3 separate regions of the Homo sapiens genome follow, and all the other regions are linked to region 2. Evidence: chromatin loops called from intact Hi-C (ENCODE). Cell type or tissue: B cell. All regions are shown on one strand. Each heading gives the region's core, and the rest is flanking DNA. Links, peaks and the distances in the headings are about the cores only. Region 1 holds the start of LOC124901771 (a long non-coding RNA gene). Region 2 has its middle 6.5 kb from the start of TRC-GCA11-1. Region 3 holds the start of TRS-AGA5-1 (tRNA-Ser (AGA) 5-1).

Region 1 (7,354 bases), core at 1,506-6,505, 320 kb before region 2:
GGGCTACACCCATAAACTAATGAGCTCAGATTCAGTCATCCCTGCCAGAGAGTTCACAAGCCCCCAGGTGATCCTAGCTGAGGAAGGAGAAACCCCTTTTCCTGCTTCGGGACTGGACAAAAGCAGAAACCTCTCTTAGAGGAATCCAGCCAGGGGAGGCAGTGCCTCTCCTAGAGGCCATCAAATTGGAGTGCCCACCTTGCAAAGATGCATCTTCCCATCCCAGATCTCCAAGAGGAGTCAGTCCAGTCCTAGAGGGACTTGTCCCAGCCTCTCATTTCAAGGACAAAGACCTCCTATACTGGGTTTACATCCCCAACCCAGGAGTCTTTGAAATACTGATGGTTAGCAGAGGGAGAGACGGAGGAAATTCAGGTCTGGTAGAAACAGATCTTGTTTTCTCCTGGCCTGAAAGAGCCCAACCTGCAATTCTCAGGGCCTCAGCACCTCCAGACAAGGTTTTGGAGCCCACCTCCAAGCTTGGCTTCTCCCAGCAGGAGGAAGAACCCTTTTAGACATCCATTGAGGAGGTGTCCAAGAAGCTGCTCAATTCCTCCATCCCAAGCAAAGCCATCTTCTCCATGATCCTGGACTCCTGGGGCTCATACTCCAGCCCAATCATGAGGATTTCAGCCCAGTATGAGCCCCCAGAGTGCCTATGGCCTCCTGCCAAACTTCCCAGGCTGACAGATCTCAGCACTACTCCACCGAAGTGGCCTCTCTTTGACTAGATCCACCAGCCCCTCAACAGAGAGCCCTTAACCTTGCCTCTGACCCCTTCAGCCAAAGCTGAGACTAGAGTGAGGAAAGCAAGGTGCCAGGGCACAACATTTAAGGAGATGCTCTTTCCTGGGGCTGTGTTAGTGACTTGGCAACTGTTCCCATTATTTCTAGAAATCTAAAGCCAAGCTCTCCTGAGCTACAGGTTTCTGGCCTTGAGCTAGCCCCTAACAGAAGGTCTGGCTCTGGATCTGATCAATAAGAGTGTCACCAAGACCCTGCTGGAAGGCTGTTCCCCTGCCTGGCGGACCAACCATGGCTCCAGCAGCTGTCCCCACCCAGCCCGGCCCTTCCCTTGCTGCTCACGATGCTCGATATTTGGAGCACTTGGGTGGCTATGCAGTCCTAGGAGCAGTGCAGCCCCTGCATCCTCTGGGAGAACAGCAGCCAGGGCTGTTCGACTCCTTGTGGCAGTCGAACTCCTTGTGGTGTCACCTTTCCTGCCTGTGCCAAGACAGGAAGTCACCCTGAATTGCCACTGGGCCTTGGCAAGCAGCAAGACCCGGCCCTAGGTCTTTGCCCCGCCTTGAGCACCCCAAGAGGCTCTGATTCCTCTGTGCTCCCTGCCAGGAATGAAGGGATAGAAACCACAGAACAAGGCTAAGAGGGCAGAGGGACCAGCAGTCTCTCCTCTACTTTGTTGACTGACCCAGGGCCCATGTAAATAGTGGACATTCTCCAAATTATCCTTTCATGTAAACTTACTTTCCTTTCTTAGATCCTTGTCTCAGGACTGCCACGAGGTGGATGGGGTGACAAGGGGTTTTGGTTACTTCTGCACCTTGCTTTTATTTTTAATTTTTTTTTGTAGAGATGGGGGCTTGCTATGTTGCCCAGGTTGGTCTCGAACTTCTGTCCTCAAGCAATGCTCCTGCCTCAGCCTCCCAAAGTGCTAGGATTACAGGCTTGAGTCACCAGGCCCAGCTGGCACCTTGCTTTCAGATCCTGGAGGAGAGAAGGGCTGCAGGCATGGTTTCTTCCAGGTGAGGGACCCAGCTCCTGGTGTCTTCACTACAGGTGCCCAGACAGGGAGATCTGCAGGTTGGGCCGTGTCCCTCTTACTTTCTCCCCACCCGTTCATGTTTCCATGTCAGCTTTCCTGCCTGAAGAAATTCTGGTCACATGTCTCTCAGAAATGGGTCGACAGTTGAATTCGGGTGGGAAGTAGGAGATGGGCCAAGAGTGTGAGTTCTCTGGTGCACCCCATTAGATGTTTCTCTCATCGAGTCCCTCACTCATGCCAGGGAGATGAGCAGCAATAGAGAAGGCCCAGATCTGGCTCTCAGCTGACCACGTGCACACAAGCCAGCCTAGGAAGCTACTGTAAATCTCTGCCAATAAAATCCAGGGTGCAATGCTGGGAAAGAGTGGGGTGTCAGAAGTTTTTATGGGAAAAAGTTATTGGGTCAATGATATATGTTTTTACTGCCTAGACTCTGGGTCTGCATTTATTCTTATACAAAGTTGCAACATGCACCAACTCAGACATTGTAAGACTGTAAGAGATTCTGAGGAAAACAAGTACATATTATAGCTAGAGAGACCAGCAGGATGCTCAGGGGCGACTTGTCTACCATCCCTCCCCCTCACCATGTTGAGTAGTTGACTGACTGATCTAAGCTTCAATTTCCTCCTCTGCAAAATCAAGATAAAATTATACTTCCTTTGGTTGGTGCTAGAATAAAGTGAAATAATGCATAATAATGAAATAATATGGCATAGTGCCTGGCACATTCTGGATGTAAATATTAGCTAAAGTCAGTTGAAAAACACTAAACCTTAATTTATAAAAGTGGTCAAGGGCAGGACTGTTCTCAAATCTTTCCAACACAGGTCCTTATTAAATGTCATTCTTGTGATTAGCATATAATAAATTCTCAGTAAGTGTTAGTTGCTGTTGCTGTAGTTAGTAAACAGAACAGCTCAGGCAATGTTGGGTCAAGTTAGGGACTCGCCACTGCCAGGGAGAAGTAAGGGATCTGGCACGAAGTCAAGCCAATGTCAAGGAAACATTCCTGGAAAATACATGGTTTGCTTTAAGAGTCTAAATGAGAATGTGGTCTCTCTCTCCAAATATTTGCACACATTGGCACAAAACTTCAACATTTTACAATTATGCTTTCAATGGTCTTATTTGAGCCACACATTCAAACGATATTTTCTTTCTTTTTTTTCTTTTCTTTTTTTTTTTTGTGACGGAGTTTCGCTCTTGTTGCCCAGGCTGGAGTGCAATGGCGCGATCTCGGCTCACTGCAACCTCCACCTCCCGGGTTTAAGTGATTCTCCTGCTTCAGCCTCCCAAGTAGCTGGGATTACAGGCATGTGCCGCCACGCCCACCTAATTTTTGTATTTTTAGTAGAGACGGGGTTTCACCAAGTTGACCAGGCTGGTCTTGAACTCCTGACCTCAAGTGATCTGCCCGCTTTGTCTTCCCAAAGTGCTGTGATTACAGGATGAGCCACCGCGCCTGGCCACAATATTTTCAAGGTACAAATTCATCTTGGCCAGGCATGATGGCTCACACCTGTAATCCCAGCACTTTGGGAGGCCAGCGTGGAAGGATCACTTGAGCCCAGAAGTTTGAGACAGACCTGAGCAACATAGCAAGACCCTGTCTCTTTAAAAAAAAAAAAAAAAAAAAAAAAACCCGGCTGTGCGTGGTGGTGCACACCTGTAGTCCCACCTACTTGGGAGGCTGAGGTGGGAGGATTGCTTGAACCCAGGAGTTCCAGGCTGCAGTGAGGTATGACCATGTCACTGCACTCCAGCGTGGGTGACAGAGTGAGACCCTGTCTCAAAAAAAAAAAATCTCACATCAGACCTGACAGGTATATGAAATCCTAAATTGGGACGTGATGTTAAAGTTCATCTGGCTCTCATCATTCACTCCCTCCAAGTAGGAGTCCCTTCCACAGCCCCACAGGTGATGTCCTCATCTGAACCCAGCACCGCTGCTCGTGGCTGCCTCTCTGGAAGCCTGTGCCAGGATTAGGCACACACCTGATTCTCTCGGCAGTGGGGAACCTCCGAAGGAGGCTGCCCTTCCCCCACCTTCCAGCATGGTGACTGCAGAACCAAGCTCTGCTGTAGAAAGAGAGCTGGTAGCAAGGCGTCTCTTCACCCTCTGTCCAGTAATACACACAAGGTGGCTTCATATACAAGGCAGCGTGGGATCTCTGAGGAAGCCCTTAAGGTAATGTTCGGGAGTAGGAAGGTGGGCTTCACGACTTCTGTTTTCCCTTCAGCCCCCTACGGGGACCAGTTGCAGCCCTGAATTGTCATTGCCTCTCTTTCCCAGCAGATGGCGCCGAGGCGCTGGAACGGAAGCCCCTTTCCTTGACCAGCTCTCCCCTCCGAAATAGGGATTCCAGAAACGCAGGTTCCTGCCTCTCTGCCCGAGGTCTGGCAGAGCAGGTGGTCTCAGTGTGGTTTGATGGAGGAGCAAAGGCATTCCAGATTCAGAACAGCTTCCTGTTCTGCTCACAGCAGCCTCAAAGTCGATTGAAAGTTTCTGGCAAAATACAAATTATTTCCTGGGAGGAGGTAAGAGAATGGATTAATTTACTTAGTTTCCTAGTTGAGAATTTCCCAAGGTACTGGGACTCAGAGCAGATGTGTCATTATTGGTGGGGAGGGGAGGTAAAGGAAAGTCTGGCTCGATTATTCTCAGCTGCGACCCGGGACTGTGGCGGGGCTTGCACACACTCACAGCTCCTTCTGGAGACCTCCGCCCGCTTATCTTTGGGGGCCTGTGGTCCCTGCCTGGCCCACTGTTCTGGCGAACTGCGGCCGCCTAATGCAGTGCCACCAGCCTGCTGAGACGTACAGTGGCTGCTCCCGGGCTCCTGGCACTCTGAAATCTGGCATGCAATAAACGCATGCTGCCTGTGGAAGGCAGACAGATGCAGAAGTTCTCTGTGGTTAGCAGGGGGAATGGCTGGGAGGCAGCAGTGGTAAACTCTGATTGTTCTACAGTTTTGCCAACAAGAATGGTTCTCAATACGGGCTGCATGGCAGAATCTCCAGCAATTTATAAATATACCAATTGAATGTGTACGTTTTTGTATATTGTATTTTAATAAAAAGTTTATACACGCATACATATGGCTAGATAGATGATAGATGCCAACTCCATCTATCAATCATCTCATTCTCCATGAATGAGAATCTGTACAGGTGGGGCCTAAACCTGATTTTTTAAATCTCTCTCAAGTGACCCCAGTTTGCACTCAGGGAAGAGAACTGTTGCTCTATGAACTTCTCCATCATCTTAAAGATCCATGTCCAGATTACCACCAAGCCAGAATCATTTTTAAAAATTTTAAATGGAGGGGATGAAGGAGTGTCTGAGGACATGCAGGGTCAACAGAGATGCCCTAGGGCAATGCCCTGTCTTCTGTAACAAAGTGTGACTGGCCTGTTAACACGGGAAACTGAAGCATGGTGCTGAGCCTGAGGTGTTGATGGTACCAGCTCATGGTTTCTACTAGAATCCAAGGGTCCAATAATAAACACTTGGAAAATTTCGATGCATTTATTCCAACGCCTTCACTGCCTTTTTTTTCTTTTTTTTTTTTTTGAGACAGAGTCACACTCTGTCGCCTGGGCTGGAGTGCAGTGGCACAATCACAGCTTGCTGCAACCTCCACCTCCTAGGTTCAAGCGATTCTCCTGCCTCAATCTCCCAAGTAGCTGGGATTACAGATGCACACCACCATGCCCAGCTAATTTTTTGTATTTTTAGTAGAGATGGGGTTTCACCATGTTGGCCAGGCTGCTCTCGATCCTGGCCTCAAGTGATCCACCCACCTCAGCCTTCCAAAGTGCTGAGATTACAGGTGTGACCCACCGCGCCCAGCCCACTCTCTGTCTTAAACCCAAAAAAGAGTGTTATTCAGAGATTCAATCCAGGTTTATTGAACCCCCACTATGTAGCTGATCCAGTGTTGATGCCAGATATACCATATGTATTTGCCTCATCCACAGAGCTTACAGTTGGGGGCTGGTGGGTGTGGGGGGCAGACATTCAACAAAGTAACACACAAATAGATGCTGCAGATTACTAATTTTTATAACAATCTATTTCTTCCTCCCTGATTTGCCTCAGACACTGACGAATCTAATGTGAAGGTCCAGAGTTCAGTGTGCCTCTCGCCCTGCATGTTTTGGGGCCTTCCTTAGCTCTGAAGCCAGAGAATCCCAGCTCAAACTCACCTAGCAACTGTGTAGCTTTGAGCAAGTTTCTTAATTTCTGTGCTTCAAGGAAATCACAAAAAGTGCTCAATAGTTCTCTCCACATAAATCTTTTTTAGATTGATTCCTGGGCTCTTGAGTTTTTTGTTACTACAAATAAAATCTTTAAAGTAATACTTTCTAACTGTTGGCTGTGGGTATATGTAAATATAACTTAGTTTTGGTATACTGGTTTTTAACACTTCAATATGTCACCATTAAGCATATTAGCTATTGATATGGTTTGGCTGTGTCCCCACCCAAATCTCATCTTGAATTGTAGCTCCCATAATCCCCACATTATGGAAGGGACTCAGTTGGAGGTAACTGAATCATGGGGGTGGGTTTTTCCCTTGCTTTTCTCATGATAGTGAATAAGTCTCATGAGATCTGATGGTTTTACAGAGGGCAGTTCCCCTACAGTCTCTTGCCTGCCACCATGTAAGACATGCCTTTGTTCCTTCTTCACCTTCCGCCATGATTGTGAGGCCTCCTCAGCCACGTGGAACTGTGAGTCCATTAAACCTCTTTTCTTTATAAATTACTCAGTCTTGGGTCTGTCTTTATTAGCACCATGAAAATAGGCTAATACAGCTATCATCTTTTTTTTGGTATATAATCCTCATCAAATTAAGAAATTTCCTTTCTCATCCCAGTTCACTTGGAATATTGATGGGTGCTGGCTCTTATCAAGTGATCTTTCTGCAGCTATTGAGATGATCATGTGACTTTTCCCCTTTAATCTATTATTGTGGGTTACCACTGGTGATTTTCAAACGTTGAAACCATTCTTGATCGACAAGATGAAGCCAACTGGGTAATGATGTTTTACTCAGTAAAACATTTTGTGTATTGCTAGATTCTCTTTGGCTAATATTTTGTTGAGTATTTTTCCTATGTACATTTTTTGAGATTAGCCTGTAATTTTGTTCTCTTGTACTGTCCTCAAGTTTTGGAAATTTCAAGATTATGCCAGTCTCGTAAAACGAGTCAGAGAGTGTCCCATATTTTTCCATTCTCTGGAATAGTTTGTATATTATTGAAATAATTTCCTTTTTAAATGTGAGATAGAACTTACTAGTGAGGCCTTTTGGGCCTACAGTTTCTTTTCTTTTTTCTTTTTTAGATGGAGTTTTCTCTTGTTGCCCAGGCTGGAGTGCAGGGACGTGATCTTGGCTCACTGCAACCTCCACCTCCCGGGTTCAAGTGGTTATCCTGCCTCAGCCTCCCAGGTAGCTGGGATTACAGGCGTACGCCACCACACCTGGCTAATTTTTTGTATTTTTTAGTAGAGACAGGGTTTCATCATGTTGCCCAGGACGGTCTTGAACTTCTGACCTC
Region 2 (7,354 bases), core at 708-5,707:
GTCCCAAACTCCTGGACTCAAGCAATCCTCCATAGGCCTCCCAAAGTGCTGGGATTATAGGTGTGAACCACCGCGTCTGGCGTATACAAAAAAATTTCTGCTAGGTGTGGTGGTTCACACCTGTAATCCCAGCACTTCGGGAGGTCTAAGGAGGAGGATCGCTTGAGCCCAGGAGTTTGAGACCACCCTGAGCAACATAGTGAGAATCTGTCTCTTAAAAAAAATTCTGTATATATTTTTCGATTTGGATGATAGTCATCACTATAAATCACATTAATTTTGTCAAAAAGTAAAGACACTAAGTTGGTTCCCATAGTTACCCCCTGAACAATTTAATAATAATGACTGTCCAACTAAAATTTGTATTATTTCTTTCCCACTTTAACCCAGTGGTTCCTTACTGTGTCTTGAATTAATCAATGCCTTACCAAGCCAATTTATCCAGTGATGCATTCTGAAATAAGTTTGGGAAAAAAAAAAAACCTCAAATGTTTCAGAGTGCTGCTAAAAAAGCAAGTCAATATTCAGACCAATTTAAGCCAGTCTCTGGTGTGTTTAATTCATACAGTAGACAAATTGAGAGAAATAGACACATTTTCCTTGCCCAAATTGTTGCCAGCTCTTCAGAGTCTTGAAACAAACGTTAATTGCATACAAACATGCTTGGGTGTTCATTTTACCAAAAAGATGAACTCTTATTAGTATGTAGTAATCACATAACAGAATTCCAGAATCTTATTTAAAATTCTTTGCCCCCAAATGAAAATAGCGTTTTTTTCTGGTTGTAGAAGGAATTTCTATGTTCTAAACAATAAAAACTTACAATTGAATGAGTCCCTTATTTCTCCAAGAGAAGGTATCAAGTCTTTTCCATAACTATGGAAGAAATCAATTTTAACCACCCAGTATGAGGACTTCTAACCATCTCCACCTGTGAAATTACTTGGAAGAGTTCATCCCTTCTCTGTAGAACTAAATCTGTAATATATTTTAGAATCTCTTTCAGATTCAGGACATGAAATCTTTATCAAATTTATAATGGTCAGCCAAATTTTTTGCACTTCATCTGTCAGTGTTTTCAAGCTTTCGTTTGTAGCCTCCGGAATCCCTTGTTTAAATAAAACAATTTTCAGAAGCTAAATATGTAAAATAACTCGTGCCTTAAGAGGCTGGAGAGGGAGCCAAGCCTACCTGCTCTGGCGCCCCCGTCTTCCCAAACTCCCCCTGCGCTGAGGGGTCTCCAAGGAGGAAGCTCACTTCAAAAACCTCTGCCCTGGGCAAGTCACCAGGGCTCCTTTTCTCTTGCTTCAACCTTTCCTAGCCTCAATCCAAACTCTGTATGTTTAATTTATCCAGTGACACACTCCATGCTTACTTAATTCTTTGATAGAACAGTTTCTTAGTTTTATTTTTTTTCCTTGTGGGATATGCATGCTTTCCTATTCTCTATGCGTTACTTGGCAGATGTTCATATCAGAAAATGGTAAGTCTCTATAACCTTGCCAGTGAAATCCAGAGAGCTAACATCCACTGAGAATCCCTGGAAGGCCGGGGAAGATAGCAGGACAGATGTCTTAAGCCCTGTGAGAAAGCTACAAAGACGTCTCCCCCGCCCCAACCCCCATGTTATTTTTACAGCAAACGCTTCCACGGTGAAGGCAACGGGAGATTCAGGTGCAAGGTGCAGCCTAGCAAGACCCCTGGCCACACACGCATCACTGCGGGAGGTTGGAGGGTCCCCTCTACCGGGCTTTCCAGGGCTTGGCGCGTGCTCGGAGCGTGCACTCAGCGGCCATTGTGTGTTTGATTTTTCCCAAGGGCAGGGCCGGCTTTTGTTCATTTCGCGCTTGCTCCAGAGTCTGGCGCAAGGTCCTCAGAGGTCCTCAGTGCACGCGAAATGAACGGATGAACAAGCCACAGGTGACAATGTGCGGGAAGAAACACGGGTACAATCCCAAATCTCTGCCCAGCTGGGATGGAGATGATTTTCTTCATTAAACCTGATCCAACACCTTTAAACGCTATCACTTAAAAATGGATTTTATCATTCCTTCTGATATTTCAGCCCCAATATTAGGTAGAGTACCCGGATCACTGCCAAATCCTCTTACCACCGTTGCAGGTGGCTGGTGTGCGGCAGAAATCCTGCTCCACGGCCCTGCCCTTTGCAGCAAGGTCACCCAGCTGCCTGATAAGGAGTCCAGGGACGGGCAGCAAGCGGGACTGCGGGGAAAGCGCCGGGCACGCCGCGTGGCACCCGAGGCCCGCCCGCCCTTCCTGGCTGGGTATGAACACCAGCCGCGCCCGCGGGCGGCGACCCCGGGCTTCCTCTCGTTCAGGTCGCCTGGCGCGGCCGTGCCTTCCTGCTTCCCTACGGCAGCGGCACACCGGGACCTTGGGGAACCGGGAAGGGGCCCTTCCCCAAGCCAGGCCTCTGGCCCATCCAGGTCCCCTCGAGTCCCCCCAGCTCACCCAGAGCTCAGCGGGTCCCGTCCTCGGTCTCCCCGCCGGCCTCGCGGCTCCATTGCTGCCGCCCGAGAGGCCCTACGCGAGCTCCTAAAACCCTGCGCCCTCCATTTGGCGCCTGTGGGATGGGGCACAACCGTGTCGGTCTCACTGGTGCTGTGAGTGCAGCTGAGAGCCAATGGAGCAAGGACTTAACACAAACGATTATATTTTTATTTTAAAGATGTATTTATGCGTCTCTATCCATATTTTAAATATGCACATTTTCTCGATTACATTAATTTTGATGACTTGACTTTTAGACGTTCCTCTGCCTGGGCGTTTTTTCTCCCGTCTGATGAGAACGGGAGCGCGCTGCTGGGTGCCCGGCAGGGCGCGCCGGCGGCCCACGGGCTGCCTCCCGGGCCAGCGCCACGTCGGGCCGCGCGGGGCCGCGCGCTGCCCCCTGCCGGCCAGAGGCGAGGAGGCCCCGGAGGCCGCGGCGCCCTCACCTGGCCGCTGGCGGCCGCTCTAGGAATGCGCGCGGCCTTCTCGGTGGTGGCGGCCGCCTCGCGCCAGAGACCCGCTAGTCCCGACATCCGAGCCCCAGCCCCGCCTGCCAGCCGGCTGGCCCTTAGTCGCAGTGCGGGAGCCGCCCGGCCGCAGCCCCGAACCAGCCCTGGTTAGCAGGAGCCGCTGTCAGGTTGCTTTTCTTGCACACACTGGCCTGCCGGCCAAGGCCCCAGCAAATCCCCGTGCAAACACAGTTGGTGCAAACACAGTTAGTGCAAACAAAGGTGCGGCCGCAGGAATCTGAGAGCACAGGAAATATGAGACCTACCCCACCTCGAAGGCTCAACCCACGGCACAAAACAGCACAGAAGACCCGGAGGGCCTTGGGTCCCAGAAGGAGAGGGGACTCCGTGAATTGACCCCGAGCTTTAGGGTTGCTCAAGCTTCTTCCCGGGCAGCCTGCATTCTACCCACTTTTCTCGTTGTGCAGATGAGGAAACCAAGGCTGAGGCCCAGCTCCTGGCCGCTCGCTGTGTTTGTCCCATGCGGAGGTGGACCTGGAGGCGCTCTCTCATGATAGGCTGCACTTTTTTTTTTTTTTTTTTTTGAGACGGAGTCTCGCTCTGTCGCCCAAGCTGGAGTGCGGTGGCAGGATCTCGGCTCACTGCAAACTCTGCCTCCCGGGTTCACGCCGTTCTCCTGCCTCAGCCTCTCGAGTAGCTGGGACTACAGGCGCCCGCCACCACGCCTGGCTAATTTTTTATATTTTTAGTAGAGACGGGGTTTCACCGTGTTAGCCAGGCTGGTCTCGATCTCCTGACCTCGTCATCCGCCCGCCTCGGCCTCCCAAAGTGCTGGGATTACAGGCGTGAGCCACAGCGCCCGGCCTGCACTTTTTTTCCTTGATATATTTTCAAATGTCTGCCTAGTTTTTTCCGAAGACTAAATTCTTTAGCCCAGGCTGCGGTGGCCCCCTAATAAAACAAATGCCATGCAAAGACTAACCTCCTGGAGTGGAACTGCCTGGTCCAGGGTACGAGCGTTTTCTAAGGCGTTTGAGGCATAGGGCCAGACGATCCTCCCGCAGGTCGGCCGTCTCCCCTAGTTCTGTGTGGGGAGCAGGCAAGGAAGCCCCGCTCTGTGGGCCGGTGGGAAGGCTGGCAAGCACCCGGTGTATTTGAGTGACGTGTGCCTCCGTGTGAGTGATGTGCAGGCGGCAGGGCCTCTGTCCTATTGTGGGGCCTCACTCTTAACGGATTTGAATGCTGTGGGAGCACTGGGCGGCCAGGGAATCTTTTGAAAAGGCAAATTTGATCATAGTCCTCTCTTGCTTGGGAGGTTCCCCATTGCTCTTAGGGTAAGGTCCAAAATCTTTCAGGACCCACTAGGCCCTGCCTGCCTTCTCGGCCCTGTCCGGGGTTGCTGTAACAAAGTGCCACAAACTGGTTGGCTTTAAACAACAGAAATGGATTCTTGCAGTTCTGGAGGCCAGAGGTCCAAGATCAATGTGTGGTCTGGCTTGGTTCTTACTGGAGGCTCTGAGGGACACCGTCCCATGCCTCTCTCCTGGCTTCAGCATTGGATGCAGTGCGCCAGCGGGCACTTGGCCTGCTCCCTTTGTCTCCTCTCTTCTGATGAGGATAACAGTCATATTGCACTGAGTGCCCACCCTGCGCCAGGATGACCTGGTCTTAATTAACTATTACATTGGCAATGACCCTATTTCCAAAGAAGGTCACCTCCTGAGGTTCTTGGAAGGACATGAACTTTGGGAAGACCCTACTCAGTCCACACAGGCTGCCTCCCAGACTCCAGCACCCTGACCTTCTCTCTGCTCTTGGCACCCCACTGCCTCAGGCTTCACCCATGCCGCCCAACTTCCTGGGCTGCTCATCTCCCAACTAACGTTCCTTCCTCCTGCACGGTGTTGTGGAAATGTCACTCCCTCAGAAAAGGCCTCTGGAACACCCCAGCTTAGGGTAACTGTGGTGCCCACTCTCCCCCTTCCCCTTTCTAGGTTCACAGAGCTTAAGACAGTTATCATTGAAGTGACACCGAGTGACAGTGGATGTTCATGTGTGCCTCCTCTACCTAAATCTGCTCCTCAGGGGCAGAAACCAGGTCGGCTGGATGAACAAGAACCTTAATTGCATGGCCGAGGAGGCTTACAGACTGACCTGGGAAGCCTGTCTCCACAGGACAGGCCCGAGGTGATGAAGACCTGTGCCAAGCCCAGCACAGAGTCTCTGAGGAAGGGCTCAGAGATGTGGCCCCTGCACATGGGAGGGAGATCCAAATCCAGGCTCCACTCTCCCTGGGATGGCACAGTAAATAAATGCCACCTCCTGACCCAGCTCACAGGGCCCTCTGTGGCCTGACCCCACCTCACCTCCACCTCAAATCACTGTCCTGCTCTGCCCCCTCTGCTGCCCCACACTGGCCTCATTCTTGCTTCATCCTGCCAAGCCACTTCCAAGTGGGTCACTCTACCCAAGGCCTGGGATCCACTGCATCCAGAATTTTAGTTATTTTTATCTACTTATTTTTTGAGACAGGGTCTCATTCTGTCACCTAGACTGGAGTGCAGTGGCACTGCAGCCTCGACTCTCCAGGCTCAACTGATCCTCTGGCCTCAGCTTCCCAAGTAGCTGAGACTACAGGTGCATGCCACCACGCCTGGCTAATTTTTTAAAAAATCTTTTGTACAAATGAGTTTTCGTTATGTTGCCCAGGAATGGTCTTGAACTCCTGTGCTCAAGCAATCTGCCCACCTCAGCCTCCCACAGTGCTGGGATTGCAGGTGTGAGCCCGGACATGCATCCAGATTTTTCCTCACTGGCTTCTTATCATTCGGATTTCAGCTCCAATCATCGTTTCCTGACCATCCCTGTTGTCTTCCATCAGAATACCATGCTTTATTTTCCTGTAGTGTTTTCAATATCTGTGATGTTTTCATTCATGCATTAGTTTGCTTGTCTGTCACACTGCACCTCTGGGAATATAGCTCCATGGGGCCAGGGCTGTGTTTCTTGGCCTCGTTCACTGCTGAGTCCTCAGTGCCTAGACTAGACCCTGGAACGTAGTGTATTTGTTAAATGACTGAATGAGTCACTTAGTCCCCCTGAATCTGTTTCTTCAGCTATAAAATGGGAGCAGTCTTAACTATTTCCTAGGATATAACAATTGTACCTGCCTCAGACAGCTATGAGGATTCTGTAGGATAGTGTATATGAGCCTCCAACATAAACACTCAGCACACATGAGCCATTATTTCTATCTCAGATTCACCCGTCCTCACATGGAGAGGGCAGGACTGGGAATGAGGTGGTAACTCTTTCAGATCCCAGTGTTCAGCTCTCTGTTCTTCCAGTTATCCAACCTTTACTAGAAAAGATGGAAAAAATATAGTATTGTGGAAACAGCCCTGGACTTGGACAGAGAGGTCTTGAAATTGAGTTCCTTGGAAATTTTCTGAGGCTGTGTCCTCATGTGCAAAATGGAATTAATTATTCCTATAGAAGCATAAATGAGGCCAGGCATGGTGGCTCACACCTGTAATCCTGGCACTTTGGGAGACTGAGGCAGGAGGACTGCTTGAGCCCAGGAGTTCAAGACCAGCCTGGTCAACAGAGCGAGACCCTGTCTCCAACAACAACAACAACAAATCCAGATGATGTGGTGGTGCAGCAGGCCTGTAGTCCCAGCTACTTGAGAGGCTGAGATGGGAGGGTCGCTTGAGCCTAGGAGTTTGAGGTTACAGTGAGCCATGATCACGCCACTGCATTCCTGAGCAACGGGGCAAGACCTTGGTTCTTTAAAAAAAAAAAAAAAAAAAAAGGCACTTGAATGAGTACGTTATGTGTAAATTATAATGCACTTATTTCCCAAATTAGCATTCCTTGGAGTCTTTTTTGTCTTATCTAGGCAATTACGTACTAATTATGTCAAAAGGAAATGATATTGCTTGTAATTACTAGAAGAGATATGCTTAAATTTGTAATATTTATGGGTTTTTCTGATTTTCAAAGTGATACATTTTATTGCAGAAAATGTGAAGAATATAGAGGAATATAAAGAAAAACATTCTGAAATCACCCATAACCCCTATATTCATGCTTTAGTCTTCACATGTGTGCCCTGGAGCAAACAGTGCACGTGAAGGGCATCCTCACCGAACTGAGATGCCCTTAGGTGGGTGATCCAGGAAGCTGACAGGTAGGTGGCTTCCTAGAAGGCCACGGAGAGGACCTGTGCCAGTTCCACGCACTGATGCTTGTTTGACTGAGTCCTGGGAGTGGCTGGATGGGAGGGAGGGCACAAGAAGGGGCTATGGCCCTAAATAGGGCATTTAACTATAGATTAAGAGCTTCCAATTTGAATTGAGGTGCTTCTGGGG
Region 3 (7,354 bases), core at 784-5,783, 180 kb before region 2:
CCAGCCCAGATGGAAGGGTTTTCACTGCAAGAGATTGGGTTCCCCACCCTCATGGTCTCTTGACCTACAGTGAGAGTAAGATCTCAGTTGAGCCTGGGCACCAGTTGCTGGGAGGCAAAGACTCAGATACCAAAATCATTTTCAACTGGCTAATGTATGTCAGCAAAAACTTCAAGACCATGTGTGGATACAGATTGTTGGAGTACTTCATAAAGTAGAAAGACTGTAATTTTAAATGAGCCTGAATTTTTTATTAGGAGTGTACCCAGTTAAAATTCTATTTAAGATACCATAGCTAGAGCAGCTGGGATAAAACTGTTTGCTCCATTGGTGGATCTAACCCTGGATTCACAGGAGGCCAATTCTAAATGCATTTGAGATACTAGGAATTTCTTGCTATAATGTAGAAAGAATCCATACGCTTCAGGGGGTAGGTAAGTTAGAGTGGATTTATCACGTGTGACTTAACCTGGCTTGAAAAATACGTAGGTGTGTGGAGCTTCTACATTCGTAAAAAGAGTTCTGGTAGCTGTTGTCTGTGGACAGAGATGCTGGTGGGAGGGATGATAGTGGAAAGGGAGCCCCTGATTTCAGTGGGGCTGGGAGGATTCTAGGGTGTCAGAGGCCAAGCACTGTGATATTTTAACCCAAAGTGAAGTTTGGGTGTTATTCCGTGGTCTGTGCCACACAGGTCTTGGCTGTGACTCATCAGTGGTAAGGATTTTCGGCCTGAGAATGGGGAGCCCATCGTGGTCCCCTAGACGTGTAGACCTGAACTACCACCATAGCTGGCACAATGGAGGTTCCTGACCTCTGACCCATTCCCCAGGTCTGAATCTGCTCAAAGAACCTGCCTCCCTTGATGATAGGGAAGCCAAGCTTGAGAAAAGGACTCTGCCAAAATATCCAGTCACGGACAGTGAATCCTTCTGCCCGATTTCCCATATTAGGCCCTTCAGCTATTTGCCTGGAAACTACATGGAGGAGTGGGAAATATCCACATAATTTGGGATTATTGGTGGCTCTGCTGCATCTGTGAAGCTTCTGGAGATCCAGTAATTTGGGTAACATCAGAATATCCCAGAAAAGAACACATCCTGCATCTTGCTTTGTTTAGCTACCACCATCAGAGGGGGCTCGAGAGACCACAGTTACTACGCGCGGTGTGCTCCTTTCACCCAAAAGGCTACAGACTGCAAGGTTTTCATCACATAATAATGAGATGAGCCTTAGGGGACAGACCAAAAGGTTCCAATCGGCTTGCCCGTTACCTATTCTTATTTTTATTTACTGATTTTGGAATCTGACTCCAGCTTCCTTTCCCTTGCTGGAGCCCATGATCTGTATCTGTCTGCGTGGAGGAGAGAGAAGAGGTTGATGGTTTCAGGTCAGTCCTCTGGGTAGTCCCAGCTGACTTCCTCTATCATCTCGCTCCTTGCCCACAGTCTCACAGAGCCTCCCAGAATCCTGCTTTTCCCCAGTCCTTGGTCTGGGTAGGCCAGGGTGTGAGTCTGCAGCAGCCCCAGATGGGAAATCCAGAACCTGAGGGCCCAGAGCCAAAGTCCAGGGTGCAGCACACTAAGCTCAGAAATCTAAGCTCATTAGATTTCTCATGCCCATTGAAGGCGGGCATGAGACTGTGGCTGTTTCAGGTTCTCCTGTGCCACAGTGGAAGCTGGGTGCTGTGGAAAATACAGCAGGACTTAGAGACATGGCCCAGCCCTCTTCGGGATCACGTGGATGTCCCTAGGGAGATTTTGGACTACTCTGCAAAAGTGCTGGAGTGGTACCCAGAGGGCTGCAGTAGGCAGAGGTCTGTGTCTTACAAACTTTAAAGTCCATAAAATCATTTGAGGACTATTGAGTCTGCACTTCAGAGATGCTGTGCATCAGGGATTAGATAGGCTGTGTCATTTTTCCCCAAGTGGGTGGATTGGGTGGAGCTTATGACCCAGGACCCACTTTGGTGATTAAAAGTAAAACAGGGTAGGGGGCACCTGGATTTGAACCAGGGACCTCTTGATCTCTAGTCAAATTCTCTACCCCTGAGCCATACACCCAGTCATAGGAGGACAGTGTAATTAACACCATTTTCATGTGTCGACACACCAAGACCAAGACCCAGCTCTGCCGGTTTGGATGTCCAGGCCAGTTCTGTTTCTCTGAACTCTGGCCTCCCTCCTGTCACTAATACTTCTTTCTCCATCATCACTTCTGGCTAAGGTCACCCTGGTGGGCTTGTTGACCTTTATAAATGGAGAGACCCTTCAAGTCATCCAGATAATTCTCTTAGTAGCAATTGTTGAACATCATGTGAGGTGTGCTAGGCTGGGGACAGAACTGTAACTAGGTGACACCACCTTTCCCTGCACTGAAAGGAGACCCAGTGGCTATGTCTGGAGACTTGTATTTGACATAGAATACTGTTCGTGATAATTTGTCAAATGAAAAGCAAATTTCTTTTGTTAAAAAAAAAGATACTCAAAAAATAATAGTCTTTTAAAAATGTGGCACATACACACCATGGAATACTATGCAGCCGTAAAAAATAACGAGATCATGTCCTTTGGAGCAACATGGATGGAGCTGCAGGGCGTTATCCTTAGCAAACTAACACAAGAACAGAAAACCAAATACTGCATGTTCTCACAAGTGGAAGCTAAATGATGAGAACACATGGACACAGAAGGGGAACACTACACACTTGCACTTGAGGGTGACAGGAGAGAAGATCAGAAAAAATACATATGCATAGTACATGGCTGACGAAATAATCTGTACGCCAAATCTCCATGACATGAGTTTACCAATATGACAAACCTGCACGTGTACCCCTGAACCTAAAATAAAGTTAGAAACAAAAAGATTCTCTACAGAGTACCACTTATAGGAATTTGTCCTTCAAAAATATTCCTATAATTGCGTGAAGACACATATATGTGGAGATTCATGGAATGCAGTTTTTAAATTCCTAACAGCAAACACTGGAGACCATCTAAATATCCATTGGCAGGGAATTGGTTAAAACCAGGCTTTGTCTCTTACCCTGGAGGGGTTGAGGAGAAGGTGAAGATGCAGAGAAGCAGAGGATGCTGAGGGGACTGTGTACCTTGGTCTTCTCAGTCAGGTAGAAAACAGGTCATCCAAAGAGAATAAAGGAGGTAGGGTGGGAATCATTACTTGGGAAGAAGGGCAAAGCGTGAACCAGGCACTGTGGGAAATGGAGAAGAGGTGAATTAGAAAGGAATAGAATCATTGCTCATTAGAGAGAGGCACTGGTTGAGGTGAAACTGGTGTAGACTTGCAGTGGGACCATTTGCCTGGCTGTACAATTTACTCCACCAAAGACTGGCGCCCCCAGAGCAAAGGTGGGAAAGGCCAATGGCGAGTGTATCTGCGGAAGCAGAAGGGCCCATGAGGGTATACAGACCACAGGCCAAGCCCTCAAAGGAGCTGGAATCATGCTGAGAGGCCAAACATGGGGTCCATAATAGGCAAGCAGATAGCTGAGCCCCAAGGTGGCTCTGGGGTCTTGGGAACAGAGAGAGGTAGACAAGATTAAGGTCAAAATGAGGATAATGAACCGTTTTCTGTAACAGTAAGTACATGTAAACATCAAAAGAGGTGTCATTGAAGGAGTTTTCTAAGATCTGGAAAGGGAACAAGTGATGATCAAGTTTGGCAATGAACGTTGAACAACCAAAATAACAAAGGATTATAGCAAAATGGAAAGAAGCAAACAAACTAGAAGCTTAAAAGCTACCACTTAAAAGTCCACAGCTAGGTGGTCCAGGCATGGCTTTCCATAGGGTCAAGAACCCGAGTTCTTCTTTCTGGCTGTCTGGCCGGCTTGGCTTTCATTCCAGCATGCCATCACCCACATTGGCATCTCATCGACCTCCCAGGCAGCAGAAAGATGGAAAAGACAAGTCTTTCCTGTAAGGACACCCATCACTTTCACCTGCATCTCATTGACCAGACTACTGCCTGTAGCCTCACAGCTCCAAGAGGGTCTGGGAAATGCAGATTTCCTTCTGGGAAGCCGTGTGCCCAGCTGATAACCAAGAAGCACGGTAGAAGACACTAGTGGAAAATGCTGAATCTGTGCCTCACTACACCCCTTGAGAGCCGCCGTGAGTGGAGTTTGTGAACATTCTTAGAGGCAACAGGATGGAAATCTCAAGAGGCCTTATCATTGGAAGCATATTGCCATGGTGTTTTGACATTCCTGAGGACAGAAGGAGAGGGCGGTGAGGAAAATAAGATTGTTAGCCTGGTTCTAAAAGTGTCCACTGTTTGTGGAGTCCCGTATGTCAGAGAAGACATGAATGGTGAGAGGAGGGAGTGGTGAAAGAAGATGGCTTTGAGAGAGGAGAAGCATGGAGAGATGGTGGAGGAGCTGGAGTTTGGGGGCAACGTGGAGAACGAGGCTGAGAAGGTGACCCTGCCCTGTCCCTTCCAGAGGTTGAAGGGGAGGGATGGCTTCAGGGGAAAGCTGGCCTTCAGGTGTACAAGGATGGATAAAAAGGCAGACTTGCAGGGAAAGGCTAAGGAGGAAGGAGACTGTTTACAGAGTAGCTGGAGGGCTGGCGGGCTTGGGTGGAGGAGCTGAAACAGTAATGGGGATACAGGAAGGAGACTGCCCCGAGAGACCGTTTCCACTAATAGAAGGCATTGGAGGGCAGGGACGGGAAAAGGGCAAGTACCCAAGTTCTAGGCCAAAGCTCTAAGTGTTTGTGAAACTGGAACAGCAAAAGCTACTTCTTAAAAACCTTAAGATTTTGTGGGTATCTAGTGAGCGTATATATTTACGGGGTATATGAACTGTTGTGAAACAGGCATGCAATGTGAAATAAGCTCATCATGGGGAATGGGTGCCCATCCCCTCTAGCATTTATCCTTTGAGTTACCAATGCCACTTTTTTTTGGAGGGGTTGGCAGGGAGTACTAAATAAAAAGTTCACATCTCTTGTTAACAAAAGGAATCTACTTTAATGAATAGGAAATTATGCAGCACATCATTGAAAATAAAAGAAGCTCTGTTTTTCAGGCCACTACATCTTATACTAATAAGGAGAGTCACAGGATGCAGAATATTTTCAACTCAGAGGAGTAGAGCAAAGCGCCATTTGCTAAATGATCAAATTAGACAGAGCCTCAAGTGACACTACACTTGACCAGGCTCTGTCTTCAATGCCTGCTTCTCTGTTGTGTTTTCCTGCCATTCAATGTAAAGATAGTAAGACTTTCTTGCTTTGAGATAGTTTTATTACAGGAACATGTTTTTAACCTATCTAAAATATAAACTTCTGTTGTGTACATAAATCTGAATTATTAAATGTATTTTAGATACTTTTTAAAAAGGTTCATAAAACATGATTAGTATAAGGGATACTAAAAATCATGAATTGTGCTTCTGAATTCTATGCTGTATAGCTGAACCTCCATGAATTTTAAGATTTGTGTCAAAAAAGCTATTTGTTCTCTAAAGCATAGAACGCCATGACATCCTCTAGTTTTTGAGATGGTTGATATAATTCAGTGATCCCTTCTGCAGAAGTTCGCCTTTAAAGCTTAACTGTGACATAAAATTGCCGTTGATAATTGGAACATCTGAACACAACGTAGAACTTTTACTTATACTTTAACATGTTGACATTTCATCCTCTGCAAACTGTCTTGGCCTTATAAGGGCTTACTCATTGAGCAATAGATCTTGGTGGTTTGCCTTGGAAATAGAAGACCGGTACTACCCCATCCCAGGCAGAATGACTGGATCCAGAAGGGGTACAACTAGGAAATGCAGAAAGAGGCTTTGTTCCTGGAAGATGCTGTTCTGGTCTAGTTTTAAGTGCTGTCCACATAAGTGTGAAATGAAAATCAATCTTGGGGCCCCCAAATCACTAAGCTAAAGGCAAAAGTCAAGCTGGGAACTGCTTAGGGCAAACCTGATTTTATTCAAAGTCACCGCTCTGCTTGCTTATGAGATAAATCTGTATCAGATTGCCTCTTTTAGAGAGGCTCATTAGAAACGCAAAAGAATGCAACCTTTCGTCTCTACCTATGACCTGGAAGCCCCCTCCCACCTTCCAGTTGTCCCACCTTCACCTGGCATTGTCCCACCTTTCCAGATGGAACCAGTGTACATCTTATACATATTGATTGATGGCTCGTGTGTCCCTAAAATGTATAAAACCAAGCTGTGCCCCTACCACCTTGGGCACAGGTGGTCAGGACTCGCCTGAGGCGGTGTCACAGACGTGCATCCGCAGCCTTGGCAAAATTCACTTTCCTAATTAACTGAGACCTTTCTCTAGATATTCGGGGTTCAAATAAGGATGAATAAGAAGAGGCAGAGTGGGAACAATGCAGTCTTGGGCTAAGGAGGCTTCTTGGAAGCTCTGCTAAAGCGGGGTCTTGCCCTTAGCTGCAGTCTAGAGCCCCCTGGGAAGCTTTCACCAGCCTGGGCCCCACTCTAGATGTTCCGATTTAATTGGTCTGGGGTGGGGCCCGGGAAGTGGCACTTTTACGGACTCTTCAGGTGATTCTAGTTTATACCTGGGGTTAAGAACCACCACATTCTAGCCTCACCATTTGCTGGTTTCAGAAGAAAAAAAAAAAAAAGAAAAATGAAACATTTACCCTAGTGTCTAAGTGTCTAATAAGGAAGAACTTAAAATGTGGGCACCTATGTAAAAATGTCAAAATTGAAAATGCGGAGGGGGCATCTGGAATCAAACTGGTGGCCTCTCGGTCTGCAGTCTTATGCTCTAACCCTGAGCTATACCCCTTCCTGCTGCTGTGGGGGTCAATTAATGCCTTTGACTTGTGCGGTCACACCCAGATGACCAGTCACCTGTGTGTTGCCACTTCACAATGGAAGCTCCTAGGAGCTGCCAGGTCTACCTCAGTGAAAACTCATTGACCTTGTGCATAGCAAGAGGCAGTCCCCGCTCCTCAGATAACCCCCGTGCCTGTGTCTTCCCTGCCTTGAGTCCTTAGTTATGGGCAGCAGGCTGGAAAAGCACTGCCAGCAGCCACTAGAATGGCCTTGAGAGTCATCCTCCAGTAACTGTTTATGGTGGGCACATACAAGAGAAACTTTGTGTGACTGAGGTGTCTGTTCTAAAACACTTAATGACAGAGTTGGGCCTGGCTCTCCTGGTCCAGTGTTCCAACACAACTACAATCTAGGACAGAAGGTGATTCTTCCAGCTTTCACTTCTTCAATTAATATTAATGGAGAATGATAGAGAAGGAGCGACTCCAAGAAATAGTGAGAAGGCGGTAGCTGAGTAGATTTTGGAATCCCCGAAAGCCTTAAGAGGGCCAGCGTTAACATAGTTTCAAGGAC

The links. Hi-C counts contacts between places; a loop is a spot of excess contacts. Peaks named below come from ENCODE experiments on the same cell type or tissue, not always from the same donor. Only the 100,000 strongest peaks of a DNase experiment are listed, where the experiment ranks them.
Region 1: it touches region 2 in a loop (23-fold over the local background); 2 of 110 quality-filtered maps call a loop at or near these places.
Region 3: it touches region 2 in a loop (5-fold over the local background); 5 of 110 quality-filtered maps call a loop at or near these places.

The regions. Positions count from the first base shown.
Region 1 is chr7:149,739,077-149,746,430 of GRCh38, reverse strand. It overlaps LOC124901771 (a long non-coding RNA gene), which reads left to right and starts at 4,131. Exons shown (of 2, transcript XR_007060585.1): 1 at 4,131-4,324; 2 at 6,419-6,557. RefSeq lists an enhancer at 3,996-4,525. In B cell, for the core only: CTCF peaks have their summits at 3,893 and 4,093 (motif pointing right); DNase peaks (open chromatin) are centred at 4,070 and 4,580; H3K4me3 peaks cover 1,029 bases; H3K27me3 peaks cover 1,600 bases.
Region 2 is chr7:149,418,070-149,425,423 of GRCh38, reverse strand. No RefSeq gene overlaps it. Among named protein-coding and RNA genes, the nearest start is that of TRC-GCA11-1, 6.5 kb to the right of the region's middle. RefSeq lists a silencer at 2,756-3,005 and an enhancer at 3,137-3,636. In B cell, for the core only: CTCF peaks have their summits at 2,797 and 3,014; a DNase peak (open chromatin) is centred at 2,943; H3K4me3 peaks cover 1,656 bases; H3K27ac peaks cover 1,080 bases.
Region 3 is chr7:149,603,082-149,610,435 of GRCh38, reverse strand. It overlaps TRS-AGA5-1 (tRNA-Ser (AGA) 5-1), which reads right to left and starts at 2,060; the gene lies at 1,989-2,060. It also overlaps the pseudogene ZNF767P. In B cell, for the core only: no CTCF peak of the experiment used is centred there; no DNase peak of the experiment used is centred there.